6 separate regions of the Mus musculus genome follow, and all the other regions are linked to region 1. A link is a loop called in an ENCODE intact Hi-C map of the cell type or tissue named here. Cell type or tissue: left cerebral cortex. All regions are shown on one strand. Region 1 overlaps Scd3 (stearoyl-coenzyme A desaturase 3). Region 2 holds the start of Scd2 (stearoyl-Coenzyme A desaturase 2). Region 3 holds the start of Sec31b (Sec31 homolog B (S. cerevisiae)). Region 4 has its middle 30 kb from the start of Scd4. Region 5 holds the start of Scd1 (stearoyl-Coenzyme A desaturase 1). Region 6 has its middle 11 kb from the start of Scd1.

Region 1 (5,000 bases):
CTTAGTGACTCTGGAGTGATCTCTTGTAAACATCCTTAAACGAGAAAAGGCTAGGCGGCTTCTCCCAGCCTGTACCTCGGTGGGTAAGGAGTCTAGAGACCGGTCCTGGGACAGTTTTGACAATGCAAAGAGGCAACGTCAAGAGTGCGCTTAAACACTGATGGTGGGGGTGGAAAGTGGTTCAGCCGCTGTGGGAAAAAAGTTGGCGTCCCCATGAAAGGTTGAAGAATTTATCGCAAGATCACTCCGATGCGCTCCTGCTACACACCCAAATCAGTAATGGTGCGACAATGCACCTAGCAGTGTCGCCAGTTGCACAGGGCCATAAAATTACCACCTCACTTTCCTCATTATGATTAATTTTAATTGTCAGGATTGAGAACCACCAGGGAGATACACCTTTTTGAGTGTGTCAGAATGGGCCAACTGAGAAGGGCGAGAGCCACCCTGAATGTGGGTGGCATCTTGACACAGGCCGGGATCTGGACTAGATTAAGAAAAGGCAAGAGGAGGTCGCAGGCTGCTGAACGCTGGCGCTTCCAGACTTCAGATACGCTATCACCTCATGCTCCTGCTGACAGAGCTGGAGCGCCTCCCTGCCATAGCTTTCTATGCGAGCCAAAAGGAAAGCTTCCTTCATTGTCTGGTCAGGTGTTTTATTAATAGTCGGGAGGAGGGGAGAAACGGATATACCTGTTTCTCCAAGGAATTAGGAAATAGACATTGGAAAAAGAAAATGGATCTATTTACAGTTTGGCCAAAAGTACGGGGATCTCCACTCCTTCCCAGGAGTGGCTGTACATCTTAAAATCTGTAGAATGGGCAGAGGCAAACATATGCAAATGCAACTGTGAACCGGGTTAACTGGAGGAAGGAGACTGTTCCCCGGGATAAAAAGACAGGCTGTCCTGGTCCTGTGAAGGTTCTATGCCCCAGTATAGGGGAATGCCAGGGCCAGGAAGAGCAGGAGTGGGTGGGTTGTGGGAAAGGGGGGAGGGGAGAGGGGATTTTCGGAGGGGAAACTAGAGAAGGGGATAATATTTGAAATGTAAATAAAGAAAATATCTAATAAAAAAAAGATTGAGGAAAAAAAAAAAAAAAAGACAGGCTGTGCTCGCTGGAGAGCTGGCTCAGTGGATAAAGTCCTTGGGGCTTGAGGGCCTGGTTCCAAATCTCCAGAACCCAAGAAAGGCCAGTTATGCTCTTATCACGGGCTCTTATCATGGGCTCTTATCACGGGCTCTTATCATGGGATAGGAGGGAGAGGCAGATGAATGTCAGGGCAGCTAGCTAATGTGGCAACTCTGAGGAAGCGGATAAAGAGCATTGTTCACACACAATGGGGTGCTAATAAGAAAAAAAATAAATAAAAGAATTTCAGTGCTGATTGGTGCTCCGCTGTCAACAGCTGTACAAAACACGCTTCAAGAGGAGAGCCAGATGTGGCACTCACAGATTGTATGATTCTGTCCCTGTGAAGTGCGCAGTAAGTCCAGAGAAAAAGGAGCGTGCTGTTGCCAACGGTGGGGAGCGGGCTTGGAAGGTGAGTGAGGAGAGGGGCCAGTGGTCAGGTGGTGTAGTGTCTCTTTGGAGAGAGGGCATGTTTTGAAAGTAGGTGTGTCAGCTCTACAACACTGTGAGTGTACTAATACCATAGCGCTGTTCACTCCCCCCCCCTTTTTTTTTATCGGTTTTACTTTAGAAGAAAAGTAAGTGATTTACAGTTACCGTAGCTTATACCAGTGTCTTCATGGGAATGGGGAGAGAAACTCAGCAGGATAGAATTGCTAGGATCCCAGTAGGGCGGTTTCTGACCTGCATATCATCAGGGCACTGACCGAACCCTCGGGGGAATCAAGACCAGCAGATTGTTGGAAAACTCAAGCACACCAGGAGTGTGTGGGGCTGTGATTCTGATCTGTATCATTGTCCACATCAAAATGGCTAATTTTGGTTTGTGAAAGTCCACATCATTTAAAATGGCTATATCAAGAGTAAAAGGAGGCGGTGTGTGTGTGTTCTAGGTCATCTAGAATTCTCTAAGAGTTCATAAGACCTACGAGCATTCTTGCGCCCTCTGCTGGCATTTTAAAAGAAACCACTTTCCTTTTTCTGACCAGAAATATTACTGATTCCTATGAGGAATGACCCAGAATTAGAACCTCGTTGGGTTGATGAGCAGGTCCTCACGTGGGCCCAGACCTACCAGGAGTCAGCACAGCCCTCCTACTCCTTTATAGCTCAGATAGAGAAGCCTAGGGAGGGGAATGAGGTGGAACAACCTGACTGTCTGTCCCAAGAAGAACGTTCTTTTTGTCTCCAGCAACTCCAAGGCACACTCTCCATTTCTCGGACCTTGTGATCATTATCGGAGTCCCTTGCTCCAAATTCACTGAGCAAAATAAGTCTTTGCCTGCATCATAGGAAGTTAATATAGTCACAAAAATTGGACTCACACTCACTGTGACATTTACCATGTTTTGTAGTAAAGACAGAACCAAAGCACACTCGAGACCTGTTCACTTCATTGCACACCGACCATTTCGCCACAGGGAGACTTCCCAGCAGCCCTTGAGCTGAGAATGTAATAGGGTAGACCATTAAAACTCAGCTGTGGTTTAATGTTTAAGATAATCTAATAAATCCAAGCACTGGGGAAATACAGGCAGTGGATCTCTGCAAGTTCAAGGCCAGCCTTGGATACATAGTGAGACCCTGTCTCAAACAATCAACCAAACAAAAGATTCTGTAGTAAGTACTTTTGCACTGATGTGACCAAGTAACTGTCAGAAATAGCTCAAGGAGGAAGGATTAATCTGGGCTTACAGTTTCAGAGATGGAGGGTCACGGCAGGGAAGGCATGGTAGAACAGAGCCCGTCACATCATGGGAACACAGAAGAGAATGATTCTGGGATCTGGTTTGCCTTTCTCAAGAACCTTCAGCACAACTAATAAACAGAATTATCTGTAGAGATGTTGTGTTGTCCAGAAGACATTTCAAACAACAATGTTGAAAAACCACCAATATGCCTCCCTAAGGCTGGAATGTGTGTAACCTTGTGGCTTGGAACTCCAGTCTCATCCCTAAACCAAAACAGCCTCTTAAAACCACCTTACCGTTTCATTTACAAAAGAAGATTCTCTTAAGAGAAGGAAAATAAACCAGCTCACGGGATTTCAATTTTTAAACCACGTTAAAAAATGTAGGCCTTACCTGGTCTTCAAACTCTGCTGTAAATTATGTCCTTTGAGGAATATAACGTAAAAAGCCACTGGTGCGTCTATATAGGTAGCTATTGCCGAGACACTCATGGCAGACTTTCTGAGTCTTCCCATGGTCTCTGATATCCTCTCTTGTTCCACTCTTGTTCTTTCTCGGTCCCTTTTCTCTCCCCCCTCTCTTCCTTTGGAAGAGCAGCAGTGTTCTTAACCATGGAGCTGTCTCTCCAGCCCCCTTCTAATTTCATGTCTTTTAATTTCATTTTTATTTTTTATATAGTCAACAAATTTCATTAGAATTGCTTACGTGATCATGAGATCTCTCTCTCATACACACACAGAGAGAGAGAGAGAGAGAGAGAAAGAAGAGATTGATCATATATCCCCAGGGAAGGGGACATGAGTCCCTCTCCTAGGCATGTCCAGTGGTGACAGACACAATCCTGGATAGATCTTTTGCAGGTAATCAGAGCTGCTGTAACTTCAAGAGTGCAACGGTGAAAGGCCTGGAAGTCAGTGATCTCGTCCACCCTAGCCTTTCCCTCAGGCTCTAATGTTGTTCTATCTTCTTCCCCGAGAACCCCGGCTTTGGGAAACTTGATGTGGGTGTCGCATACAGGGCCGCGCCTGTCACAGTCACACAGTTTCAGTGTCAGAGGAACTGTGAGGCTCCGAATTTACTGCTGGCCATTGTAAAAGAGCCAACAACCAAAGCCGCATGTAGTGTCACTTTTAACAAAATCTCAAATGTTCGATTTTACCAATAAAGACTCTGGAGCCAGATGCTGGGGTGAAAGTCTGCTAGCTCAGAGAGGCAGAGAAAGCACCCAGCTGACCTTCCTCCATAGCCAACATCCCAAAAGAGCAAGTTCTCTTCCACACCCTCTCAAAACCCCCTCAAACTGAATGTCCCTCCCTTCTACTTCTAATGCGTCTCTCCATCCGTCCTCCTGGCTCCCTCTCCCTCTCTCTTTTTTTTTTCTCCTATGTTCAGTCCCTGTCAACTGGTTGCTTGCTCTGCCTCTTGACCTATGGTTGACTTTATTTAAAGCTGTTTACAGAAAGCTTTTTGGATTAAAGATGAGTGCTAGGGCCGAGCCACACCACGATTAGAAGCAGTCCCCCCCCCCCCCCCAGTAAATTACACAATCTCAGGGTTCACGGTGTGATCAAATATCTTGCAACACTAATCTATGGGCAAAACTAGTTGTTCAGAAAGCAATTCGATGGATATATTACATATAGGAAACAACAGTAATAGCTTCCCCAGTAAAGCCTTGGAACTCCACAGCTGTAGCGTTTTTAAAAATTAGTAGCAATGTGTGTGTGTGTGTGTGTGTGTGTGTGTGTGGTGTATATGGGGTACATATACACAAGGGGTACACATGTGCAGGCCACAGGACAACTTTTGGGAGTGAGTTCTTTTACCTTGTTTTTGAGGCAGGGTCTCTCTTGCCCGGCTACTCCTAGGTGGCTAGCCAGGAAGCATCTAGGAGGTTCTCCTTCCTGTGCCCCCATCACTCCGAGGTCTATTGGAATTACAGTGGGTCTCGCATTGACTCATGAGTCAGTGGGTTACCCTCCTACCAGACTTGCTTCTCTCATGCTGGTGGGCACATTGCCGGACCACTTGCTTGTTGAATACAGCGTCCACAGCTGAGGAAGATGAAAACTAATTGATGAAAACTAACCAACCCGTGTTGCATCTTTCAGCTGTTTCGTTAAACCAGTCGTATGCAACGGAGATTCACTGACCTAAGATAGTCATAAACCTCACACT
Region 2 (5,000 bases), 50 kb before region 1:
TAAGAAACCAGAGTCAGTGCTCAGCTCTTGTGTGCCCTTTATACTAAAGACCCACAACTGCCAAGCTGTGTGACACCCCTGGGACTCTAAGATGAAAAGTGACCCGGCACATGGGGACCCTTTCTTGTTTCCCTTTACAAGTGACTCTATGGTATATGGACTTCAGCACTGATCTTCACTCTAGGGGACCACATAGCAGTAGAAACAATGGCTGTCCTAGTCAACTATCCAGACCTTGATCCCTGACTACCCACCCCTGGGCGGAGACACAGCCACAGCACCCACTTCTTACCTGGAACGCCATGGTGTTGGCAATGATGAGGAAGAGCCTCAGGGGCAGCCGTGCCTTGTATGTTCTGTGGCTCCACAGGCGATGAGCCCCGGCTGTGATGCCCAGGGCGCTGATTACATAGTACAAATACGCTGTAGGACCAGAAAGTTGGGTGTCACCAACAAGCCAAGATCCATAAGGGAAGTATGCCAAAGACAGGTTCCTGGCACCCGTCAGCTTCTCAGTTAGCCTTTGGGTAAAGGCCTGGTTTTCCCTGCAGCCCTGGGGCGCACTGATTTGTAGAAACTTCATACATTTTAAACATTTGGTACCACTGGTCATCACGAGTCTGGCTATCACTGGGTTTCATTCCCAGGGCCAATGTTCTTTGACCTCTAGCAGTCCTCTAAAGATTTCTGGTCAGGAAACTGCATTTCCTCAACTTAGAACCCATATCCAAGGGCAGTTCTGAAGCACCAGCCAGAACAGCTTGGGCAATGGCTAACTGGAAAAGACAAGCAGTGGCATACTGAATAGCTAACTCTACACAAGGCTTTTAGCAAAGGTGCATTTCAACACCACAGCAGCATAACGGGAAGTCAGATTTGCATAGTGGCGCAAACATTACCAAGGGTACTAATACTCTCATATTCTCCACACACCTTGAACAAGGTACTACTAGTTGTACCAAGCACTTTTATTAAAGAAACAGATTCTGGAAAAGGTCGTCTGTCTACTGTTCGAAGGTGAGTTTTCCATCCGCCATCACCTGTTTCCGTTCTACTACTCAGCCCCTAAGATCTGCATATCCACTCCCTCGTCTTGTTTCTCTCCCTGGCCATGGTCCTGTCCTTGCAGAATGTTAGATGCTCAAAGCTGGCAGAAAAACACTGCTTCACTGTCCTTGAAGCAGAAAGGCTCAAGAAGTGACAGTCCTGATATCTCACTGGGACAGAGAGCGGTACAGACATCTGACACCCTCCCCCTATTTGCAGAACTAGGGAGCAGGGGCCTTGGTAGAATAGGCTAATACTGGCTCCCTCCCAAGGAACACCAAGAAACAAAGGACCTTCACAGACTACAGAACTTAGTTGCTACTGGAAACACCCCACATTGCACCAACTGCTGCGTCCTTCTGCAGTCAGATAACATGTTTCCTGAGACCCCTCTCTCCTCCTTCCCAACTCCCGTACCTCCTACAGGATCCCAGGAGACCAGCCACGGATGAAAGGCCTTCCTATCTGGAAAAATCCTAGGGTAACCAGAGCCCTGCATCACGGGATGGCTTTGGGCAGAGCCAAAGCCCTTCGCTGAGCACCAAGGGCTTATGCTGCAGATGACCCAAGTAGACTGGATCAAAACTCAGATGATGGGGTAGAGGGGTGTGTGTGTGTGTGTGTGTGTGTGTGTGTGTGTGTGTGGTTGTGCGCACAACCACACAGGACACACAAACCTAGGCAGTCTTAGGCCTCTTCAGTCCACCTCTCCGTCTAGCAAACAGGAGACTTAGATCCCTCCCCTGTCTGCCAGAAAAGTGTTCACAATGGTGGGTAGGAACTATCTCTTTCTTAGCTTTAACTTCAGAATCGGGATGGGGAGGGGGAGGGGGAGGGGGTGGAGCTTTGTAAAATCTCTCTGTGCTGTCAAAAGCACCTATTCGGCTCCAGAGTTACGGAGTCCACAAAGGTACAAAAGACTCTTAAAGCAGCCGAGTCAGGAAAAGGCTGGCAGGGCACACAACTATTCTAAAGAAGTATTCCATTCCTACTTTTGACAAAGATGTGAAGACTATGAGTGGGAGCTGGGTGGTGGTGGCACACGCCTTTGATCCCCGAACTCAGGAAGTAGAGGCAGGCCGATCTTGCAGTTGGAGGCCAGTCTGGTCTAAAGACCCAGTTCCAGGACAGCCAGGGCTACACAGAGAAACCTTGTCTTGGGAGAAAAAGTTTGGTACCTGGAAAACTCTCAAGAATCGAATCTCACCACTTATAGGACCTAGGAGGACTGAGGCAGAGAGACAGCCAACAATGAGACAACCAGCCTTTCTATACACTGTCCTGCAAGAGACCTGCCATTAGTACCTACATGCAGATACTGTTCTAGAAAATCAATTGTTCTAAAGAAACCCTTGCTCTCCGCTTCTCTGAGAGCAGCAAGAGGCCCTGACTATAGATGCAGTCCCTCCTTCCTGGTTCAATGTTCAGTTGTGTAACCACCCGCAAAGCACATGCGTGTCGCTAGGGGGCAGCACTACCCATGGCTCCCTGGGCAGCTGAGCTAGGCAGGTCAGTGGCACAGGGGCACACTCATCACAGTTGGGCTGTGGCTGCTCCAGGCTCTCTTCCTGCTCAGGAGGTATGTGTTAGGTGTGGAGAGAAAAGTGCCACAGCACAATGTGGACAGGAAAAGAGGGGCAGAAGGCTGAATAGAAGGTAAAACCTTCCTGCAATCTTATTTTATTCTAAGAATGGTCTGTTGACTGGCTTGTACCAAATCGTGGTACCATACACCTTTGAACTTGGATATACAGGAGCCTTCGTCATCTTTCTCCAGGCAAACCAGCCTAGTCTGGCCAGGCAGGAAGTCCAAACAGTTAGGCTTATAACCTACCCTCTGTTCTCTCTGCCTAAAACAGCATCCCATGGCTTTGTCCCCTCACTGGACTCAACAGGTTACCCACTAGGCCCGTGGTCTAGCTCTTGGCTCTGACGTCTCTGAGGCAGGCCCTGCTTCTCTTGTGGCAGGCAAAGCTGGGACAGGTGCCATCAAGTGACTCATACAGAAAAGCCTGCTCAGAGACCTCTGCATCAATGTTATGAGACTCTCAAGACTCAAGTTCCCCCCTCCCCCCATTCTTAACACCACGAGGTTCTTTGCCCAGTCCAGCTGGTCCAACAAGAACCAAAAAGAAAGGGCCACTGCCTTGGGTCAGAGACCAGAGGCCACCTCTTTAAAGATCAAGGAGAAATCTGAAGTATTGGCCCAAGACAAGGGGTGCTGCTCACCGAAGAGACAGGTGTAGAGCTTGCAGGAGGGAACCAGTGTGATCCCGTACAAGGCTCCCAAATGCAGCAGGGCCATGAGAATGATGTTCCTCCAGACGTACTCCAGCTTGGGCGGGGGCCCCTCATCATCCTGATAGGTGGGGTCATATAGATCATCTTTTAGTTCAGGGCGAACATCTGCTCCCCAGTGGTGAGAACTCTTTTCAAACTTCTCGCCTCCATTCTGCTGTCCCCCAGAAGGTGGCGCTGTGATTGTGGTGGTGGCTGAGTAAGCGCCAGAGATCTGCAATGAGAGGGGGTGGAGAATTAGGGACTGCAGACGCGTGGGGGCAGCAGGGGTTACTTTCCCTCTAATATAACTGCGGGAGAGATGCAATAACGGCCATACCCCAGTGCCAAGGTTGCATGACTGTAGAGCGCACCAATGGAACACGGAAATGTGCAGGCCATCGGGAATAAGCCTTATGATGAAGGGGCAGGAAAGGACGCTTTATTAGCAGCACCCTTAGCAACTCACAAAGGAAAATCTGCGCATATCGAAAAGAGGTCAGGTTTTACTTTAAGAAACACAAGTTGGGACAATCAACTGTACTGAGTAAAAATCCGGTTATCACCCGGTCCAGAAACAATCTATCAAGGTTGAGCAATTCGGAAATGATGGCTAAATGCTCCCAGCTGCTCTGAACTCTCTCCAACCCTCAACAGCCACCCACCTAGAAGTCCAATCTGCAACCGCCAACCTGAGGAGGGGGTGGGGGGTGGGGTGTAAGCTCACCTCTTGCAGTATGTGGGCCGGCATCTTGGCGTCGGATGCTGGGGTCACGTTCCCAGGGATGAGAACGTGCAGCGAGCTTCAGACCTCAGCGACAAAGGGTGCTATGACTAAGTTTCTGCAGCCCGCTGCGCGGTACAAGCTCTGGGCCAGAGCTGGCAGTGGGGTATTAATGTCCTGTATATCCTTAGGTTCGTTATATTGATCAATGACCAGATAAAAAATCAAAAACTGGCTGGCCAGGGCAGCCGCGGGCGGAGATAAGGATAGAAAATGAGAGGACGCCAAAATCGCAGCTTGCAGCCACCGGTGTCCAGGAGTCAGAATACTGCAGACACCAACACCGCATTGTCCCATCCCTAGCCAAGCGGAGGGGGGCGATGCTAATGAGGCCTTCGTAAACTCTGGCTAGTCATTGGCCGATGGGAATTTGGTACCACCTCGTCCTGCTGCTCTCATTGGCTCTGCACAATCTGCTGTTCCCTCTGCCTCCAGCTCCGCCCCCCCCTCCTCCCTTCTTTTTCTGCTCCTGGCTTCTCACCCATCCCCCGCTGGTCCTCCACCCAGCCCCCACCCTGCCACGGGGGCGCTTCAGCGCTTTCTCTGGAAGAGAAGACCCAATCTAGCAGTGGGGGTTGGCTACCGGGGCAGGAAGACGCGGAGAGGTACATAAAGTGGGAAAGCCACTAGAGCGCCGACCACTTGCAACTCCATCCGGTCTTTGCATTTCCAGAGGCGCGTGGGAGGGGAAATGGCTACCACCAACAGAGAGCAAAGCTGAGAGGGGCCTCCCTCCCCAACAGGCGCCTCTGTAGTCCCTTTTGGAACAATGGCTCAGCCTTGCCCACCAGCTCCAGGATGCTTACCAGATAATAACTCGGAGCTCTGGTACTGTAATCAAGTTTTCATAGATCTGTGGCTTGCCCATTCACACTGGTCTGGGTCACCATGG
Region 3 (5,000 bases), 300 kb before region 1:
GAAATGATGTTGGATATTCTGGGACTGGAGTTAGGCAGTTAGAAGCTGCAATGTGGGTGCTGGGACTTGAACCTTAGGACTTTAGTGCGATTTCTTTTGTGATGCTCCATCAGTGTGGTTGGTACTTCTGCTTTATTCCCTAATTTGGGAGTACTTTCCAAGGTTCAGCTGTGTGTGTGTGTGTGTGTGTGTGTGTGTGTGTGAGAGAGAGAGAGAGAGAGAGAGAGAGAGGAAGAGAGAGAATCTCCTGTAGCCCTGGGTGCCCTTGAACTTGCTGGGTAGCTTGGGTACCTGAAGATGACCTTGAACTTTTGACCCTCCACCCTGAAGCCACCACGACTACTGGTTTCTCTAGTGCTGGGAAATAAAACCAGGGTTTCAAGCCTTAGGGCAAGCAAGCACTCTCAGCCAATCCACACCTCTAGTTCCTAAGGCTCAGACCTTGTTCACTCCCCAACTCCACCCCCATCACCGGCTCACCTGTGATAGGACACTTAAAAAAAAAAAAAAGTTAAATGTTTAGTTGTAGCAAGAATGGTCCTGGCACAGATGGTGCCACACATGGGTGTCTATCTGGTTTCAGAACTGCCCATCAGATAATGGGCACCCCAGTTTCAGAGGTGACCCGGGTAGAACTCACCATGCATCAAGTGGCACTTTTGAACCAACTTGGGCATCTTCACCTGCCACAATTACCTCCACAGTTATCTCAACTTGAAAAGCATCTGTGATATCTTCACATTCTCTTTTCCTCTGCCTCAAGGTTTTAACTCTGTTATCAGCGACACCGGGTCTCCCTTGCTCTTGGGCCCCGGCTGTCTTGAATCCTTTCCTTTCTCAGTCAGGAGAGCCAGGGCAGCTCTCCTTCAGTCACCAGTATTAATCCTGACTTTCTTCACCGGTCCCTGGGCTGCTCTATTCCTCTTGTAATTGGGTCCCTGCCTTCCTCTCTTTTTTCTCCAAAGGGATCCATACTGCCAGATACAAAATACAATTGCCACTAGTGCCTCTGACCCAATAATTTTCAGTAATTCCCTGTTAACCGCAGAATTAATTGGTATTCCACAATTTATCTATCAGTACTTGTTCTTGATCAGTCTCTTTGACTTACTGTATGGGAAATGCCAGCATGCCCATTAGCTGCTTTGGCCCCCCTTTTTGCTGAAATATCACCTAGTGTTCTTTCAGCTCCAAGGAGTAATGCCCATGTCATGTGCCTGAAATCTTCCATGAAGTGCCTGGTTCACAGTTGTCTCTTTTTCCACACACAGCCGTTAATCAGTTTGTGGACACCCTCTACTAGTAGGCTCCAGTGTGCACCACTACTATTTACAACCTCGATTGCTTTTTAGCTAAATAGATCACACTGAGAGCTCATGGGCTTCCCTCACTTTAATAACTACATAATAAATTGAATTAGTGTTTTCCCTTTCTATACACAGGAGCCTGACTCAAATAGAATAGACTAGCATGTACTGGTGTGGGGGCTAGAACTGTGCAATCCCAGGGCAAGTGAGGCAGGCCCTGCTGGGAAACCTCTGCGCTATCGCTCTCGGTGCAGATTAGTGTTGAGGAGCTCAGCTAGGCGAGCAGAGGGAGTGGGTCGCCAGCTGTGGCCAGGGCAAATTGACTTTTGGCCCTCGGCAGCCGCCGTCCGCAGCGCGGTGCGCCCTTGGTTGGGACAGGACCGGCCCAGGCGGTCGCCTGTGACCCCTGACCTGGGCGCTCGGAACAGGTGGGTTTCCCCTGCGGGTCTGGGGTCCCGGAGCACCGCTCCTCCCACGGGAGGACGCCGGGGAGCTCGCCTTGACCACACCCGGGCTGCCACGCCTCTGGAGCACCAGTACGAATCCCCCCAGCTGGACCCGGTCCCGCTCCCCTTGCCACACAGTGTCCCCAACCCCGCCGAGGTCCAGCAGCGCTGCGCGCGCCTCCGACTGCCCCCCAAGCCTTGACTTGACCGGGCCCTCAGCCTGCACACTGTCGCGGTGCCCTGGCCAGTGGTAACTGACCGTCAAGCGCCTTGTATGGCAGTCAGCAGGCGAGAAGCCGTGTTGACCTTCTCCCTAAGGACTGGACTGCCAAGGGTCGTCCTCCCTGATAGTGGTTCCCCGACCCTATCAGCCCGCCACTGCTCTGGCTGTTCTGATCCTAACGAGGGTTTTTCTTATAAAATGATGCCTCAGAGCAAAGTGGATGAAAAGAGCATTTCTCAGCCGGGCGTGGTGGCGCACGCCTTTAATCCCAGCACTCGGGAGGCAGAAGCAGACGGATTTCTGAGTTCGAGGCCAGCCTGGTCTACAAAGTGAGTTCCAGGACAGCCAGGGCTATAAAGAGAAACCCTGTCTCGAAAAAAACCAAAAAAAAAAAAAAAAAAAAAAAGCATTTCTCCCGTCCTTCTGTCAATGGTTTAAGCACGTCATGAAAGCTTTGCTTAAATTAATATAATGGTTAAAAGCACGGGGTTTACATTGCGGCTTAGCCGGCTGTTTTCTATGTAAAACAAAGTAACAATTTATAGAAATTTCTAGTTGTGCCTGGCAAATGCGCTGTTGCTGGTCGCTGCGCTTCTGTACAGGATGGTTCTGACCAGCAGGTGGCACTGGTGACGAAATAGTGTAGTTCGCTGGTCACTGATAAAGCGGAGCTTCAGGAGTTTAGAAGCTCCCAGAAACAAGCTTAACTGACAGCCCCAAGCTTTTTTCAAGCTGGAAAGTACAATAGAGATTAAGTACTATTATCGCCTGCTTTTATAGGTGAGGCTGACCTGACTGGGTTGCTCAAGCAGGTCACAAATAGTTCTAAGTGTCCTTCTTTACCTTTCAGCCCTTTCGCTGGCCCGTGAGGATGAGACCTTGAGTATACATTAGAAGTGGAAATCACAGAGTTAAAATGAATGCGGTGTGGGGGCTTCACACTTGCCAAGTAGAGACAGGACGATCATTCTCAGTTACCTAGCAAGTTTGAGGCCAGTCTGGGCTACGGGAGACCATGCGCCCCCTCCCGCAAAAGGAAAGGGTCTGAAAAGATGGCTCTGTTGGTAAGAGCACCCGCTGGGTTCCCGGGGCGCTCACATTGTAGCTCACAGCCATCTGTAGCTCCAGTTCCAGGGGCTCCAACACTCTCTTCTGGCCTCTGAAGGCATTAGGTACCCGTGTGGTACACAGACATACATGCAGGCAACACACACACATATCTATGAATGTTATAATTTTAAATATATTAAGATAAGTTCTTACTTTGTATGTAGTCCACGCCAGGCTTGCCTGAACTTATGATTCTAATGCCTCAGCCTCTTGAATGCTTGGATCATAGATGTACATTATAGCTAGAAATATTTAATTATCCATTTCCCTTGGGAATTGGTACTCAGAGGACAGATGTGTGTCAATGACATAAATACAGGGTTCCCTGGCACAGATACAATATTTAAAACCAAGGGAATCAGGCAACGTCACTGAGAAATTACCTAGTTTGATGGTTATTGTCGGTAGAACTGTAGTAACCAATGTTGATTAAAGACCTTGGGAGTTTAGATAATCAGTTTTAGCCATTGGGTAAGCGAACTGTCAGATGAGCTTGTTTTTCTCATTCTGTTTTTTGCTGGACTACTTCATCTTGTAGAGAAGAGAGACCATCTCTGTGTCCACAGACGCTCCCTGGATCACTGGCCCTAAGATTTTTTTTTTAATTATTATTTCTATTTTTAGTGGGCCAAAGGTCATATATGTTTCCCGGAAACCATGAAGTTGAAAGAACTTGAGAAGCCAGCTGTCCAAGCGTGGAGCCCGGCCAGGCAGTACCCTGTGTATCTGGCCACAGGTACGATGACACGACAGACCAGGAGCTACTAGAAGTCAGCCATCAAAGGAAAACTCAGTATCTAGAATTCCTTAATGACCATGAGAGACAGCTGTAGGATTATGTCAGGTTGGGTACCTGGTAACAGCCTTGGACTAGGGCCTGAGGGCGGCACCTCATGCTTTCCTTGCGGTTACCTCTAGAGAAAAGGATGCTCCTATCTCTCTTCTGTTCTGTTTCCTCCCCGCTCCCTAACCTATTAGTACCCAGTATTTTCCCATGCATACATTGTTGCTCATTTGCTGCCTCTTCTTTCCTTTCCATGTGACTAGGAACATCTGCTCAGCAACTAGATGCCTCCTTTAGCACAAATGCCACCCTGGAAATATTTGAGATTGATTTCAGGGACCCTTCTCTGGACTTGAAACACAAAGGAATTCTTTCTGTCTCCAGCAGGTACTATGTTGGGTCTATGAGTGGGTATTCAGGTCAGACCCTGATGGATATACTGATAGAGGGTCCTAGGGGTGGTGTGTGCAATTCAGGGATCATGGGGGTGAGAAGTATGGGGAACAGGAGTTATGTTTCAGAGGAGGTCGTGCTGGTCAAAGGGACTTGAGAACTAACCACTTTCACCTTACTAGGCAGTGGCAGCAGCAGCAGCAGTATCAGGCAGCGTGCAGGTGATAGAGCTATCTTGCACAAGCCAGGACTACCTGTATCAGGTCTCCTTTTGAACCCATGGACATTGATTCCTCCCTCCCTTGGCTTTTGTTAGGACAGCAAGCTTACACAATACCACACTCTTCTGCCAACAAGGAGGATGACGAACGATCTCTCCTCATGGCTCTTGGGTGTTGATTGGGTGTCGCAGGTTTCGTGGCTCTTGCGAGCTGGATGCTCTGCTCGTAGGTTTCTTGGCTGTCTTGTGCAAGAGCAATGAAAAGAGGATCATTGATCCTCTCCTTTATAATGGCAGAAATGGCTGCAAGAAATCCTTGAGGAGCTTGGTAGGAGAGCACTATCACTGGGACCCTTCAGATTCTACTCAGTCCTCAGAATAAGCCTGAATTAGACATGCCACTACTTCCATTTTACATGGGCGATGGAAGCCTTAAGAAGGTGGACTTGGAATGGAAGCATGTTCCCATCTGAGTGCCAAGTCTTCTTCCTAGTATGTCACAGCTTTTGTCTTTAGA
Region 4 (5,000 bases), 120 kb before region 1:
CTGGTCTACACAGGCACCTACACTTATGTGCACACATATTCAAGCCTTACACGCGTTGCAACTAAAAATAAAATAAGTAGAAAGTCAGAATAAATCTTAAAAATAAGAGGTTCAGGAGGTAGCTCGGTAACACATTCATGCACACACAAACACACACACATATGTCACACACATTACTAGTGAGAATTCAAACTAGCACGGCCTTTACAGGAGACAGTAGAAGTACCAGGAGAGAGTTTGACCGGGTTTCTGTCTAAAGGAGATGAAATCAGACTATCAGAAACACCTGCACTCCTGAGTTTACTGAAGTCCTGCTCATAGTAGATAAGACTCCCAGTCAAAAGGAACAATATGAACTTACCAGTACCCCAGACTAAACCACCAACCATAGAGTACACATGGTGGGACTCATGGCTCCAGCTGCATATGTAGCAGAGGATGGCCTAGTCGGTCATCAATGGGAGGAGAGGCCCTTGGTCCTATGAAGGCTTCATGCCCCAGTGTAGGGGAATGCCAGGGCCTGGAAGCAGGAGTGAGTGGGTTGGTGGGGGGGGGGTGTGGTGGAGATAGGGGGTTTTTGGAGGGGAAACCAGGAGAGGGAATAACATTTGAAATGTAAATAAAGTTGGGCAGTGGTGGCGCTCTCCTTTAATCCCAGCACTTGGGAGGCAGAGGCAGGCAGATTTCTGTGTTTGAGGCCAGCCTGGCCTACAGAGCGAGTTCCAGGACAGCCAGAGCTATACAGAGAAACCCTGTCTCAAAAAACAAAACAAAACAAAAATAAATGTAAATAAAGAAAATATCTAATTTTTTAAAAAAAGAAAAGAAAGAAACCCAGTCAACCCAGATGGGCATGGGAGGAGCACTATCTAAGGAATCTGTGGTATGCTATTCAGTCATAAATGCCATTCAGCTATAAAAGGAAGAAAAGCCCACCATTTTTAACACCGTGGGTGGACTTGGGGGTCTTTACATTAAGTAAAATTAGGCAGACACAAGCTATGATTTCACTCAGATGTGGAATCTAAAAATGCTGAATGATAGCTGAGAGTTGAAGCTGAGAACAGTCCTGGTGAGAAGCTGGGGAGAACAGGAAGGAAGGAGGGCTAGGGTGAGGCTGGTCGTGGGTTTGATGTGCGGACAACAGTAAGTTTTGGGGTTCTATGGCTCACTGGGATGAAAAGAAAATGTACCGATATGTCTGTCTCCTAACAAGGAGAAGGGACTGTTCTTCTGAAGGTCCTGAGTTCAAATCCCAGCAACCACATGGTGGCTCACAACCACCTGCAATGAGATTTGAGGCCCTCTTCTGGTGCATCTGAAGACAGCTACAGTGTACTTATGTATAATAATAAATAAATCTTTAAAAAAAACCAAGGAGAAGGGAGGATTTCAATGTATTTATTCAACATGAAGAAATAATAACATTCCATCAAGCTGGCATGAGGGCTTAGCGGGTGCCACCAAATCAAGCTGGCATGAGGGCTTAGCGGGTGCCACCAAATCTGGCAGAGTTTGATCCCTGGAGCAAACTGACTCCTAAAAGTTATCCTCTGACTACATGTATATGGAGGCACATGCACGCACACACACACACACACATACACACCTACACACACACACATACACACCTACATAAATAAATATGACTTAATTTTAAAAACTGCTTGAAGGTGATGGTCTGCTAATTATCCTGACGTAACCAGCACACAATGTGTACATTACCATCACAAAAATATAAAGTGCAATCATTATATCAATGAAAGCAATTTAAGTTTAAAAAGAGAAGAGAAAGCAATCTGGTAGGGGTGTTAATATGTACGCTAGCAATATTATTTCTAGCTGCATCAATTTAGTTCCGTTATTCAACATGGCACTGGAAGAGCTGTGTCTACCTAAATATCAGACAACTTTTGAAAAAAAGTGTGTCTGTGTGAAACGAGGGGGTGGAGTGCAAAGCAGACAGGAGCAGGGTGACTGTGCCAGAAGTCAAGGCAAATGGTGTATAATTAGAAGACACAGTGACACAACCCATATGTCATCAGGACGCCTGACTCACGTGTAGCACAAATATAACTGTTCCCAAGATGTGCCTGAGAGGAGGCGCAACTGTCGATGTGATCTTTGTTGTTGCTAATTATTTATTTTATCAATATGAGTGTTTTGCCTACACGTAAGGATATCAGATCCCTAGTACTGAGGCTTCAGATGGTTGTGAGCGGCACCGAGATTCTGGGCATCCGTCCGGGACCTCTGCAAGTGCAGCAGATACTATTAACTGCTGAGCCATCTCTTCAGCCCAAATATTTGTTTTTAAAGTCACAGAGGCCGGGGAAACCCATACTTTTACCCTACCCAGGAAGGCACAGACATTGGTTGTAGCAGGCTTCTCCTTTTTGTTTCGCCTGCTAGTATTCTAGTTTCAGAACGCGGAGCTTGTGGTTTCTGACCTGGCACAGAAGTGGCTTATCTATCCTGAAGGCCAACCTGGTCAGCACGTAAACACGTAGGGACGTGCTGCCCCCTGCAGGACACGTGGGCACCTGCAGCCCCATGCTCTATTAAAGTGCCATCCTGCGATGCGCATAGCGCTGTAGTGTTTGTTGCTTTCCATTGTGCGGCGCTGCTGTTCCAAGTGTCACTTGTCCTGCCTACAAGGGACAGGAAAACTTCATTACTGAAGGAACCAGGCAGGGAAGTAGGAGAAGGGGGAGATTGAGGAAGGAAGCTAGCCGGCTTTATGCCCACGGACCTTCCTTAGAATTTCCCTCATCTGACCCTTTCAATGAAGGAAGCCACTCCCACTCTCGGCAGCCTGTTCATGGGATGCTTCCAATTGGCTCCCCATACATTCGCCAGGGGAACTCTCTTACAGACTTCCAGATTGCATCCCAAGGAAGTCTGACTCCTAAATGTGGGGAGGCACCTGGTCACATCTTCCTAAAATCTCACCAGATGATATTGATGTGTGGTTTACAAAGAAATGGGAAAGCCGAGGGCAGCCTGTTCAGTTCCCTGACGCCCATTTAGTGAGTGGCCTTGTGACCCACCTTGTCCCCTTCAGTGTATCCTAGGGAGGGAAACAGGACAGGACCTGGCTGTCCTCAGCGTCAGTCAAATCTGGGTTTGTGTCCTGAATTAACAGTTTCCTCGCTGTGGGATGATTTAAAATGTCTCCTAATGTTTCCTGTTCCTGACAGCAAACGGAGACAGTCACCTGCCTGCCTTCGAGACTGCTGTAAGCCTTATACGTGATCCTGGGCTGTACTGAGCACCCGGATTGCCTGTGTCCGGTGGGTGCTTTTAATTTAATTTTTTTTTTCGAGACAGGTTTTCTCTATATAGCCCTGGCTGTCCTGGAACTCACTTTGTAGACCAGGCTGGCCTCGAACTCAGAAATCTGCCTGCCTCTGCCGCCCCCCCCCCCCCCCCAGTGCTGGGATTAAAGGCGTGTGCCACCACACCCGGCTTTTTAATTTAATTTTATTTCTTTACTTATTCACTTTACATCCTGCTCACTGCCCCCCTTCCAGTCACCCCCTCCCACAATCTTTTCCCTTCTCCTCTGAGCAGGTGGTGCCCCCTCCCAAGTTCCCTCCACCCTGGCACTTCAAGTCTCTGCAAGGCTAGGCACTTCCTCTCTCCCTGAGGCCAGGCAAGGCAGCCCAGCTAGAAAGACAAATCCCACGTACGGGCAACAGCTTTTGGGATAGCCCACATTCCAGTTGTCCAGGACACACATGAAAGCCAAGCTGCACATCTGCTATGTATGTGAGGGAGGCCCAGGTCCAGCCCGTGTGTGTTCCTTGATTGGTGGCTCAGACTTACTCTTAAGCTCCAAGGGTCCAGGTTAGTTGACTCTGTTGGTCTTCTTGTGGAGTTCCTATCCTCTTCAGGGCCCCAATCCTTCCTCCTATTCTTCCATAAGAGTCCGCAAGCTCCATCCACTGTTTGGCTTTGGATGTCTGTATCAGTCTGAGTCAGCTGCTGGGTATAGCCTCTCAGAGGACAACTTGTTCCTGTCTGCAGGCATAGTGGCATGTCATTAATAGTGTTAGGATTGGTGTTCCCCATAGGATGGGTCTCAAGTTGGGCCAGTTATTGGTTGGCCATTCCCTCAGTCTCTGCTCCATCCCCCATACCTGCATTTCTTGTAGACAGGATAAATTTTGGGTTGAAAGTTCTGTGAGTGGGTTGGTGTCTTTATCACTCCACTGGGGTTCTTGCTCCGCTACAGGAGGTGGCCTCTTCAGGTCCCATACCCCCAGTGTAATGAGTCACAGCTAAGGTCACCCCTATCAGTTCTTAGATACCTCTTACATCCCAGGTCTCTGTCTCATCCTGGAGATGCCCCCACATCCTCATCCCTGTCAGTCACAGATTTCCATTCATTTTCATGGCCATCTAGCCATCTCTCCTGTCCTTCCCCACACCTGATCCTGAATGCCCCATCTCCCCTCTCTCTCAATTCTACCACTCCATCTGCCCATTATGGCTATTTAATTCTCCCTTCTAGGTGAGATTCAAGCTTCCTCCCTTGTTCCTTCCTGTTTAAGCTTCTTTGGGTCTGTGGAGTGGAGTGTGGTACCTGTATTTTACAGCTAATATCCACTTATAAGTGAGTACATTCCATGCATGTCCTTTGGGTGACCTCACTCAGAATATTTTCAAGTTCCATCCATTTGTACTCAGATCCTTCTGGCTCACCCCGACAGCCTCCTGGGGTCTCACTCCACGCCAACAGCCTGGACAGCAGAAAGCCTGTGTCTTGTTCACAGCATCCTATCTAGAGTGTCTTCATTTTAACTCAAGGAGTCTGGGGAGGGCAGACCCTGTGGATCACTGCTTCAGGACAACTTTGCTTAATTTTTTTTTCAAGACAGGGTTTCTCTGTGTAGCCCTGGCTATCATGGAACTCACTCTGTAGACCAGGTTGGCCTCGAACTCAGAAATCCGCCTGCCTCTGCCTCCCAAGTGCTGGGATTAAAGGTGTGCACCAC
Region 5 (5,000 bases), 160 kb before region 1:
TTTCCCGGACCTGCCCTCAATATGTACAATCTTGTCGGAATAATGGGCCCAGCGTGCTTGAGAGGGACTGAGTGAGCGGCCTCCGTTTCTATGAGTGCCCTCCAGTTCTACGAGCGGCCTCCGTTTCTATGGATTCTTGCTAAGGTCTGTGTGTTTACTTAAAATGGCTAAGTGGGACCTGACTTTTACTTTTTCCTTGCTCTCTTTTCAATCTCTTAGAATTTAAAGACTCCGTTGGTACCCAGAGGAAAGCTCTAATGCCCGTCCTCATCTCTAACTTACCTTCTGCTTTCCCTTCATCTGCACTAAAACATGTGCTGAATTACAATGCTAAAATTTGATTTATTTAGAGAAAGGACCTCACTATGTAGGTAGCTCTGGCTTGCCTGGAACTCAGAGATTTATCTGCTTTTGCCCCCTGAGTGCTGGGATTATAGGCATGTGCTGAGAGTTGTAAGTTATATTGTAAAAAAAAAAAAAAGAGAGAGAGAGACAGCTCAGTAGTTAAATGTCCTTCATTGCTCTGGCAGGGGACCAGAGATCAGTTCTCAGCACACATGTCAAACAGCTCACAACCACCAGTTATTGCAGCTCCAGGGATTCTCATACCTCTGGGCACATGTAACCCACCCATAGAGACATATAATTAAAAATAAAAATAAACATTTAAAATATATACTATAAGCAAATCGTATTTATTTAGGCGTTCTAGCTAGTCACTGTCCTAATAATTCCTGATACCAACTCGTGTGTTTTTCCACAGTTTTCTTTCCTATTATGCAGTCTTAGTGTGTGCTCGGTTGGAAGCTCCTGAAGTCTACAGTGGGTGCCATGTTACAGTCATATAAGATTACAGACAAACCCGGTCCCTACTATGTCTCCACTCCAGTTAGAGACACTGAAATCAACTCTCTCTTACCCAACGTTTTCTGGGGCCCCAAAGCTTTCTCACTAGCATAGCAGCTTGATTTTGGAGAGAGGTAGTGGACTCCTATACTGCATGCTGTCTTGGGTCTGCCCTTGTCTTTTCTGGCAAACGTGTGTTACAGTTTAGTCCAGGTAATATCCCCAGATCTAGGGGATAAGAGCAGAATGAGGGAATAGGGGAAATTCCCAGGAGAACCTGGCTGCTGCTATTGTCAAACAGGTCTATGTAACCCTGAATGATCTACAATTTGCTTTGTAAATTGGGCTTAGTGGCACAAACCTTTATGCCAGCACTTGAGAGGCAGAGACAGGCACACCTCTGAGTTTGAAGCCCAGCCTGGACTACAAAGCAAATTCCAACATAGTGAGAGCTACATAGAGAAACCGTATCTTAAATTTTTTTTTCAGAAGAAAGAAAGGAACTATGTAGAGTAGGCTGCAAAGCCATTGATATCAGACAGACAGACAGACAGGCAGGCAGGCAGGCAGGCAGAAGAAAAGCGAGAAGAGGAAAAAAAGAAAAGAACTCACTATGTAGACCAGGCTGCATTTGGCTTTTTGAGACAGAGTTTCTTTGTGTAGCCCTGGCTGTCCTGGAACTCACCTTGTAGACCAGGCTGGCCTTGAACTCAGAAATCCGCCTGCCTCTGCCTCCTGAGTGCTGGGATTAAAGGCATGCGCCACCATGCCAGGCCTGCCTTTACCTTTGAGCCACTCATCTGATACTCAATTCCTAGCTCCACCATACACTGGCTAAGCGTGACCACAGGTAACCTCAACTCTTTTAAATTTCACTTCCTTTTTAAAAAGACCGAGGAGCTGGACCCAGCTCAAAGGCAGACACAGATCTATGAAGCTTGAGGCCAGTTTGGTCTACACTGTGAGTTCCAGGACAGTCAGAGCTTCAGAGACCTTGTCTAAAAAGAAACCAATAACAGTAAGTACCAAGGAATACCTACTGCTCAGGGTCAGTGTGGGTTCAACAAAAAGGAAATTCTTGAGACTTCTTAGGGATCGCAAAGTGCCTGTTTGCTATTCGCACCGCACACTCAGGCCCTTTGATTCCTTAGTCCCTTTTCTTGGAATCTCAACGTGAGGATCTAAGGAGCTCTCAAACGTCCCGTCCCGTTTGAGGAGAAGCAGCTAGGATTGGGCTCTGGCTCCCAGCAGAGGCGGTCCCCGGCAGACGGAGCCCAATGAGTGAGTGCAGTTGTAACTCAGCGTGTGCTGTCAAGAACGCAGCAGCAACCGGATGCTGGCTGAAGGGATACACTATTGTTTTCCCGGGTCAGAGCCCTGGGCGCACCCTCATATCCCAGTCTCCCGGGGTTTCTCTTTGCTGGTGCCTGGAAGTGGGGGTAGATGTGAAGTTAGACCGAGTTGTGAGTGGCGGTAGCCAGTGTCTTCCTCACTTCTTTCGATGCGATTTCCCCAGTGAACCATTTGCTAAGCGCCAGACCAAAGTCCTAGGCTTGCACACAATTCCTACTTGGAATCACGTTATCCTGCTCTTAAAGAAAAGTCACCCATCAGCCCACAGCAAAGAGGATAAGGAGAAAAAGAGGGGAGGAGAGAGCGAGAAGCTAGAGGCAGAGGGAACAGCAGATTGCGCCTAGCCAATGGAAAAGGCAGGACAAGGTGGCACCAAATTCTCTTTGGCCAATGACAAGACGGGCTTCACAGGAGGCACATTAGCATTTATCCCCAGGCAGGGGGTTGGAGCAGCGCGCCCTGTTGATGCCTTCAGCATCCCGGCGCCTCCAAGGTCTACTCTGGAATCTACTTGGCTTTCTTTCCCGTTCTTGGTCCCGCCCTCTCTCTCTCCCTCCCTCCCTCCCTCCCTCCCTTCCTCCCTCCCTCCCTCCCTCCCTCCCTCACCTCCACGCCTGGCTTCCTTGGCTAGCTATCTCTGCGCTCTTTACCCTTTGCTGGCAGCCGATAAAAGGGGGCTGAGGAAATACTGAACACGGTCATCCCATCGCCTGCTCTACCCTTTAAAATCCCAGCCCAGGGAGATCTGTGCACAGCCAGACCGGGCTGAACACCCATCCCGAGAGTCAGGAGGGCAGGTTTCCAAGCGCAGTTCCGCCACTCGCCTACACCAACGGGCTCCGGAACCGAAGTCCACGCTCGATCTCAGCACTGGGAAAGTGAGGCGAGCAACTGACTATCATCATGCCGGCCCACATGCTCCAAGAGGTGAGCTTCCAGAAGCGGCCCTCGCTCCTTGCACTGGCCACGCAGCTAGGTGACTGGTCCCGGGAGGAGAAAGTTGAGAGTTCTCCGGACTACTGGGCTTTCTCGAATTCTGACGTGACCGGTTGGTTGAGAGGTGTAGATTGTAATTTGGGCAGATGAGTCCCAACTTTCGTGCCTTTAGCTTTAAAGCAGCGGTTCTCAATTTTCAAGATGCTGCGATCCTTTATTTACTACAGTTTTTCATGTTGTGGTGACCCCCTCCCCCCCAACCATAAAATGATTTCGTTGCTACTTCATAACTTTAATTTTGGTACTGTTTTGAATCGTAATGTAAATATCTGTTTTCCGATGGTCTTGGGCTGCCCCTCTGAAAGGGACATTTGACCCCCAAAGGGGCTGAGCGTGAGACACAGGTTAAGAACCGCTGCTTTAAAGAAAAGCCCGTCCTACCGATACTTGTATAACTTACACGGGGATCCCTTTGTGTGTTACTGAGGCTATAAATGTTTCATTCTTCTTTCCTATTTCTCTCTCTCTCTCTCTCTCACACACACAACACACAGAGAGAGACAGAGAGAGAGAGCCCCACAGATCGGCCTCCCCCGACTGAATTTTTTCTTTGCAGATCTCCAGTTCTTACACGACCACCACCACCATCACTGCACCTCCCTCCGGAAATGAACGAGAGAAGGTGAAGACGGTGCCCCTCCACCTGGAAGAAGACATCCGTCCTGAAATGAAAGAAGATATTCACGACCCCACCTATCAGGATGAGGAGGGACCCCCGCCCAAGCTGGAGTACGTCTGGAGGAACATCATTCTCATGGTCCTGCTGCACTTGGGAGGCCTGTACGGGATCATACTGGTTCCCTCCTGCAAGCTCTACACCTGCCTCTTCGGTGAGCAGCGCCCCTTGTCTTGGGCCAGTGCCTCAGATTTCTCTTTGCTCTCTAATAAGGTACCCTCTGACCCAAGGCAGTGGCTGCTCTGTTCAGATTTCCCCAGCCTTTTTTTCTGGTTCCTTGTGGGACTTAACATGAATACTGAGTCCCTGTGCAGGAGACTGGGAGGGGTCTACCTGAGGCAGAGAAGCAACTCTCTCTGAACAAGCTTTTCTGTATGAGACGCTTGCTTAAGCTGTGCATCCTGGCCCCACCTGACCCAAGAGAACCCAGCCCTACCTGAGAGGCATGGGAAATCCCGTGCTAGTCAGGGACAATTGTGGACTACTCTTCAGCCAGGGCAGGGAACAGACCCCGAGGACACTGTACCAGAGCAGTCCTTGAAAAGAAAGGGACAAAAGGCAGTTATTTCCACACAACTATTCTGACTCCAAACTCTTGACTAGACCAAGCTGGTTTGCCTTGGGGAAAGACGATGCAGGTTTCTACAGCACCCAGTCTCCAGGTGGGTGTTCTGCGCCAGGTCATTCTCCAGGGTGCAGCACCTGCGAATCAGCAGCATGTTAAAAGAATGAAATAAGGTTCTGGTTCCATTCCCACATCTAGCCTGCTCTTGCTGTGTCCCCTGAGACCATGAAGTGCGAAGGACCCAAAGCGTTCGGAAGTCCAGTCCTCTTGCCCTGGTGACCCCTCCTTGGCAGAGAATGGACTTTCAGCAGCCCTGCCTCTAATTCAGCTCCCCGGGGATTCACTGGGTGTGGGCCACCTCTGGGATACATTTGAGCTTTACATGTGGTTTCGTCTAAGAAACCTGAGTTGGGAAGGAGAAGCAGGGGGTCTCTCAGAGAGGTCCCCTCTCCTTAAGACATGGCAGGTTTCTCTGGAACAGTAATAGCTGTGGGTATTTTGTGGCAGCTCTCTCAGAGCATAAGGTTGGGAGAGGGATAGTTAGCCAGGTATTAACTCTTCTGC
Region 6 (5,000 bases), 170 kb before region 1:
AATTTGCTTCAACCTGAATCACAATTTAAGAACGATTCTTTTTTCTGCAGATGTCTCACCCTAGATGAATGTCTATTTATCTAAATTATAATTTATTTACGCTATTATGCCATAAAACAGATGGGGGCAGACAGTATGTGTGGAGTGAGGACCCCCAGACTCAGGCTGCCTCTTGACCAGCTAAGCAAAAGCTCATATATAGTTCGTGTCAGCCTCAAGCTCACAGCAATCCTCCCGCCTCAATTTCCCAAGTTTTAGGATTATAGGTATGCACCATCGGGTCATGCACCCCTTTTCTGCCCTGTGGAGAGGGTTGTGGAAAACCGAGCTCCCCCGAGATTCAGAAATAATTTGTGCCCACAAGCAGAGGAGAGCAGACCAAGTTCTAGGGATCCTCAGGTTGGCTTGAGGCAGCCAGGAGCCCTCGTGGTCACAGGAACATGAGCCGAGCTGAGCCCAGATACCTGCATCAGATCCTTCCCTCCAGGTCTGCAACCAGCCTCATTTCCATTACGAAACTGGGTTATCTCCTTAGAACCTGGAAAAGGGACAGACGTTCATGAAAGGATGAGACAAGCAGGCAAAAACACCCAGAGATTCGGTTTCTGTTTGAGAATTGAGAAATGGTGGCTCTTTATCCCTTCGTCTCTTCCACCTTCCAATCCCAGATCTAGGACTCAGTCAGCATTGTTGACAACAGCTTCTCTTACAATGATAAATTTTAACAATGAAAAAAAAAAAAAGCTTAAATAAATTACGACGTAGTTTCAAAAGGAGTGATCCTGGAAGACTTACTTGTGTTTTGGAATGATATCCAAGGTCATAATAAAGTATTTACCACGTACTGTATTGTCACATATACCTACCGTGTAGCGGAGTCTAACCAGGATAAAATAAATTTGAAAATAGCAGTGGTCATTTCTAGGCAACTCCGGGTGCTTTTCAGCTCTGCCTATTTTTTTTCTGCAACATTTGATGTTTGTTATAGTTGGAAAACAATTGCCTAAGGCAGGACAGCAGTCTGTCTTTCTGAGACTTGAGGGTTGTTCGATCCTAGACTCAGAGATTCCTCTGCAGCTCGGCAGGCCATTGTGGCGTCCTCCAGACAGTGGGGACATCCTATGAATGGCTTCCTCATGGCTTCCTCTCTGCAGGTTCCAGCTGGAGGGGGAGGACTGTGGTAGGATGTGTGCTGAGTGTGACAAGAGCCAGAGTGAGAGGGACAGCAGCTCCCAGAGATTCACAGGAATGGGAATGGAGCTGGAGGGAAATGGCACTGAGGTGAGCTTTGTAAGTGGGAAGAAAGAAAGGAAGAGAGAGAGAGAGAGAGAGAGAGAGAGAGAGAGAGAGAGAGAGAAAAGAAAAGAAAAGAAAAGAAAAGAAAAGAAAAGAAAAGAAAAGAAAAGAAAAGAAAAGAGACAACAAACAAAGCAAGCATGCCTGTCATGCACTTAGCACCCAGAGGCCAAGCATGTGATAATATATTATCTCAGTTAACTCTCATATAATCTGTGTGTGTGTGTGTTATTCAAATGTGTGTCCATGTATGTGTTATATACAAGTATCTGTATTTGTGTGTTGGATACAAGTGGGTGGGTGTGTGCTAGATACAAATGAGTGTGTGTTGGATACAAGTGAGTGTGTGTGTGTGTGTTGTACACAAGAGTGTGTATGTGTGGACGGGATGGCCGTGAAAGTCAGAAGTTGGCACAGGCTGTCACTACGGCTACACTTTCTCCTTGAGACAGAGCCTGTCCCTGAACTTGGTGCTCACCTTTCAGCTAAACTGGTTGGCCAGTGTCTTGGTTGTTTTGTCTGTATTTGTCAACCCAACACAAGCAAGAGTCACCTGGGAAGAGGATCATCGGTTGGGAAATTACCTCCATCGGATTGCTTCTGGGCAGGTCTGTGGGCTGTCTTCTTGCTTAATGATTGGTGTGAGAAAGCCCAGTCCACTGGATATGGCGCCACCTCTGAGCGAGTGGTCCTGCGTTGTGTGATAATCAGGGCTGAGTGCACCACGGGGAACAAGCCAGTAGCCAAGCTTCCCCCACAGCCTTTGCTTTCGCTCCTTCCGTCAATGATCAACTGTGACCAGTGTAAGCCAAATAAGCCCTCTTCTCTCCACGTTGCTTCTGGCCATGGCCTTTATCACGGCAATAGAAAGCGAACTAGAACAACTGGTGTGCCCCAGGAGCCTCACAACTCTCCCCCCCCACACACACACACCCTATCCCCAACTCCACTGAGGCTCCAAACCCAGGGCCTCATATTTGTGCAGCAAACACCTTACATGCCGAGCTGTCTCTCAGGCCCACCTCTCGAATTCATAGAATATCATGGGGTCAGTGTTCGTGGTCAGAAGAAACTGGGGTTCAGAGAGATTACTCGCCATGGAATTAATCTTCAGTATCAGGACTGTGATAAAAAGGAAAAACATCTGCTTAATTCACACAGAAGACCTTAATGATGCTTTTCCCGGTATGGCCACCAGGTGGCAGCAGGTCCCTAGGACCTACCTCTGTTCCCACTATGGCTCTCCTCCAAAGGGGTCCTAAACTGGCACCAATTCTCCCCCCCATCCCCTTCCCTCTGGGTAGCTGAAAGCTGTTGTCTGGCTCTGCCAACAGATCCTAACCCCCAGGGATTGGTCACTCGAGGTGTCTGGTAGCCCTCTGGGTGGAGTTGGGTCCTCTGAGAAGCGGGCAGAAACTACACTACCTTGCAAGCCTTCTGGAGAAGAGGTGGGGCTGAGCTCACAGGAGTCAGTGGCTCAGATGCTCACTTCTATCCCTGAGCGAGGGAGATGGGAGTAGGGAGTTGGTGAATTACTGTGGTGTGGCCTAAAAAGGTGGGAATTTGTAAAACTTTTAGCGAGTCAAAATCGGCCACCAGAGGTGTCCTGTATCCGCCAGGACTAGGCTTGCTTTCTGATTGGCCTCTCTGTTTCTGGGTCAGGAGCTATGAAGGGGAGTGTGGCCTCAGGTACACATTGCTGGTCAGTGGCTCTCCCTGTAATTGGAGCTCCGTGATACAGGCCTTCTCCTTGCGGCCTCCTTTGGAAAACTGGCAGGCTCCGCTCTTGGGAGTGACCACCTGCTTCCGACCTCTGAAGGGAGACGCCACTCCTTACCCCCCACTTTCTGTGCTGACCACCCTGCCTTCTGCCAATACCTTCCCAGCAATCAGAGCATAATCTCCGCACCCCTCCCTGAATGGGACCCTGACGCTGGACACCCAGACATTCTCACCAAGTCCACTCTGGCTCTTCCTACATCGTTGATGCCTTCTTGCTTAGAGTCCTTAACTGTGGATGCCTGCCAGCCTCAGCACCCCTGACCCAGGCCCAGACACCAGCCTGACTTGGCAACAGGTGGCTTGGCCAGCATCAGGTCTCACACCATTTTTGGACAACCAGTTTCTCGGATCACTCTACCCGGTAGCAGAGTCAACAATGAGGTCACTGCCACGAGCAAGACCAAGTAGATGACAGGCAGCCATCGCTTTGCCAGGTGGCCCAGAGGGCAAGGTTATTATAGGGCAACAGGAAGAATATGCTGGCACCTACCTGACTGTGGAAAAAAGGTTTGTGAAGAGAGTGTTAGGGAAGAGAATGCAGGGCTGCTGGGATTGTCCTGGGAACCAACAGATCGCAAACCCCCTCTGAGTTTCTATAGGTGTTCTGTAAGGTTGGAAGCATTGTGGTGAGGCTGAGCTCTTGACCCCCACCCCCATGGAGAGCCCACCTGTGGCTCTCTAATCCACTAACAGGCATTCCCCAAGCACCTATTATACCCATTTTCCCAAGGAAGTTTACAGATCCCAGGCTGCCGGACTCCCAGACACCAGAGGGGTTCAGAAAATGGCGCATCCCCACCTGTATGATGGGTACACCTTTAGTAAATGCGACCTTTTCTCTCTGCATCCTTAGCAGCACACGTTGCTCCAAAGGAATTCCCCTCCTTGCCTCCTAACACCCAGGAACTTGACAGCCTGGCTTCGGAGAGCTGTGGGCTACTCACTAACCACATGATTGGAAACTTTCTGCTGCAAGGGCCTGGTTTCTCTCTCTCTCTCTCTCATCAAAGCCCCTTGACATACTGTCTGTTTACCTTGGGGACTGAACTCACCTGGGAGCCTCCACCATGCTGTCTGTCTGTCTGTCTGTCTGCCTGTGGCCTTAATACTCTTCTAATGAATCTCTTACCCAAAAGAAGTTTGCCTCAGTGGTCCCCCTTAAACTCCAAACCTTCCACTGTTTTAACAGAAGACAGAGACTGCAAGAGCCTGTCTGAGGCCAACAACATGGCCAATCCAGAGCCCCTTTGGGAAGAAAGAGGAAAATAATCCTGGTCTTTGAAAGGGAATCCAGCCAGACCCTAGCAGGGAACAGCACGAAAGGCCTGGAAACGCACCACAGTTACATTCACTTGTGCCTTGGGTTCCAAAGGCAAAGCTGTGGACCTGGTTGGGTTTTCCCTTTCCCATCTTGGGCAGGGAGGCAAAAGGGATTGGAAAGCAGAGGAGAAGACATTTTCTAGACTTTTCAGACTGTCCCTTACTTAGGGGTCAGGACAAAGGGGTCTGTTTGGAGTGTGTCCATAGGACACTGGGTGGTGGGAGAAGCAAGAGAAGCGGGGGGGGGGGGGGACTGGTAATTCCTTTCAACTGTACTTAGCAGATCTGTTCTGTGGCTGGAAGAACCATGTAGCAAGAAAAACGTGCAAAGTCCCTGCATGCATTATCAGACTTAGATTCTGGTACCTTTCTGCCACAGGATCCCCAACCTTAGCAACTTTTCTGAGGATTAAAGAACAAAGGTAGCACCCAGGTGGTTGTCACAGAGTCACAGAGCTAAGATCATAGTACACAACATTAAAATGCTGCTCCATCCTCCTCGAGCCTGTTTGCTCACCCTGCCCAATTTTAGGGGTTTCTCTGTCTAGAAGGCCTCTCCTTCCCTAAACGGTTACCCCACTTGACAGGCTGTTTGCGTCTGT

The links. A loop is a pair of places that touch in the nucleus more often than their neighbours do. Peaks named below come from ENCODE experiments on the same cell type or tissue, not always from the same donor. Only the 100,000 strongest peaks of a DNase experiment are listed, where the experiment ranks them.
Region 2: it touches region 1 in a loop (4-fold over the local background); 39 of 42 quality-filtered maps call a loop at or near these places.
Region 3: a loop joins it to region 1, with 3 times the contacts of the local background. A loop is called at or near these places in 4 of 42 quality-filtered maps.
Region 4: it touches region 1 in a loop (4-fold over the local background); 8 of 42 quality-filtered maps call a loop at or near these places.
Region 5: it touches region 1 in a loop (2.1-fold over the local background); 12 of 42 quality-filtered maps call a loop at or near these places.
Region 6: a loop joins it to region 1, with 2.5 times the contacts of the local background. A loop is called at or near these places in 13 of 42 quality-filtered maps.

Annotation. Positions count from the first base shown.
Region 1 is chr19:44,243,024-44,248,023 of GRCm38, reverse strand. Scd3 (stearoyl-coenzyme A desaturase 3) reads right to left here. Exons shown (of 6, transcript NM_024450.2): 6 at 4,008-5,000. It also overlaps a transcript of Pkd2l1 not described here. Among named protein-coding and RNA genes, the nearest start is that of Gm35183, 27 kb to the left of the region's middle. In left cerebral cortex, a CTCF peak has its summit at 2,081 (motif pointing left); DNase peaks (open chromatin) are centred at 558 and 2,030; H3K4me3 peaks cover 1,370 bases; H3K27ac peaks cover 1,507 bases.
Region 2 is chr19:44,293,463-44,298,462 of GRCm38, reverse strand. It overlaps Scd2 (stearoyl-Coenzyme A desaturase 2), which reads right to left and starts at 4,787. Exons shown (of 6, transcript NM_009128.2): 1 at 4,052-4,787; 2 at 3,277-3,559; 3 at 293-423. The coding sequence starts at 4,075. In left cerebral cortex, CTCF peaks have their summits at 2,512 (motif pointing right), 3,509 (motif pointing right) and 4,409; DNase peaks (open chromatin) are centred at 2,517, 3,053, 3,567, 4,472 and 4 more places; H3K4me3 peaks cover 5,000 bases; H3K27ac peaks cover 5,000 bases.
Region 3 is chr19:44,542,523-44,547,522 of GRCm38, reverse strand. Sec31b (Sec31 homolog B (S. cerevisiae)) reads left to right here and starts at 1,675. Exons shown (of 26, transcript NM_001033343.1): 1 at 1,675-1,735; 2 at 3,711-3,822; 3 at 4,134-4,257. The coding sequence starts at 3,744. In left cerebral cortex, a CTCF peak has its summit at 2,591 (motif pointing right); a DNase peak (open chromatin) is centred at 2,595; H3K4me3 peaks cover 800 bases.
Region 4 is chr19:44,361,232-44,366,231 of GRCm38, reverse strand. No RefSeq gene overlaps it. Among named protein-coding and RNA genes, the nearest start is that of Scd4, 30 kb to the right of the region's middle. In left cerebral cortex, CTCF peaks have their summits at 2,369 and 2,571 (motif pointing left); DNase peaks (open chromatin) are centred at 2,031 and 2,592.
Region 5 is chr19:44,405,512-44,410,511 of GRCm38, reverse strand. It overlaps Scd1 (stearoyl-Coenzyme A desaturase 1), which reads left to right and starts at 2,803. Exons shown (of 6, transcript NM_009127.4): 1 at 2,803-3,126; 2 at 3,752-4,025. The coding sequence starts at 3,103. In left cerebral cortex, a CTCF peak has its summit at 3,031; DNase peaks (open chromatin) are centred at 2,167, 2,581 and 2,995; H3K4me3 peaks cover 2,298 bases; H3K27ac peaks cover 1,269 bases.
Region 6 is chr19:44,416,700-44,421,699 of GRCm38, reverse strand. No RefSeq gene overlaps it. Among named protein-coding and RNA genes, the nearest start is that of Scd1, 11 kb to the right of the region's middle. In left cerebral cortex, a CTCF peak has its summit at 2,491 (motif pointing right); a DNase peak (open chromatin) is centred at 2,501.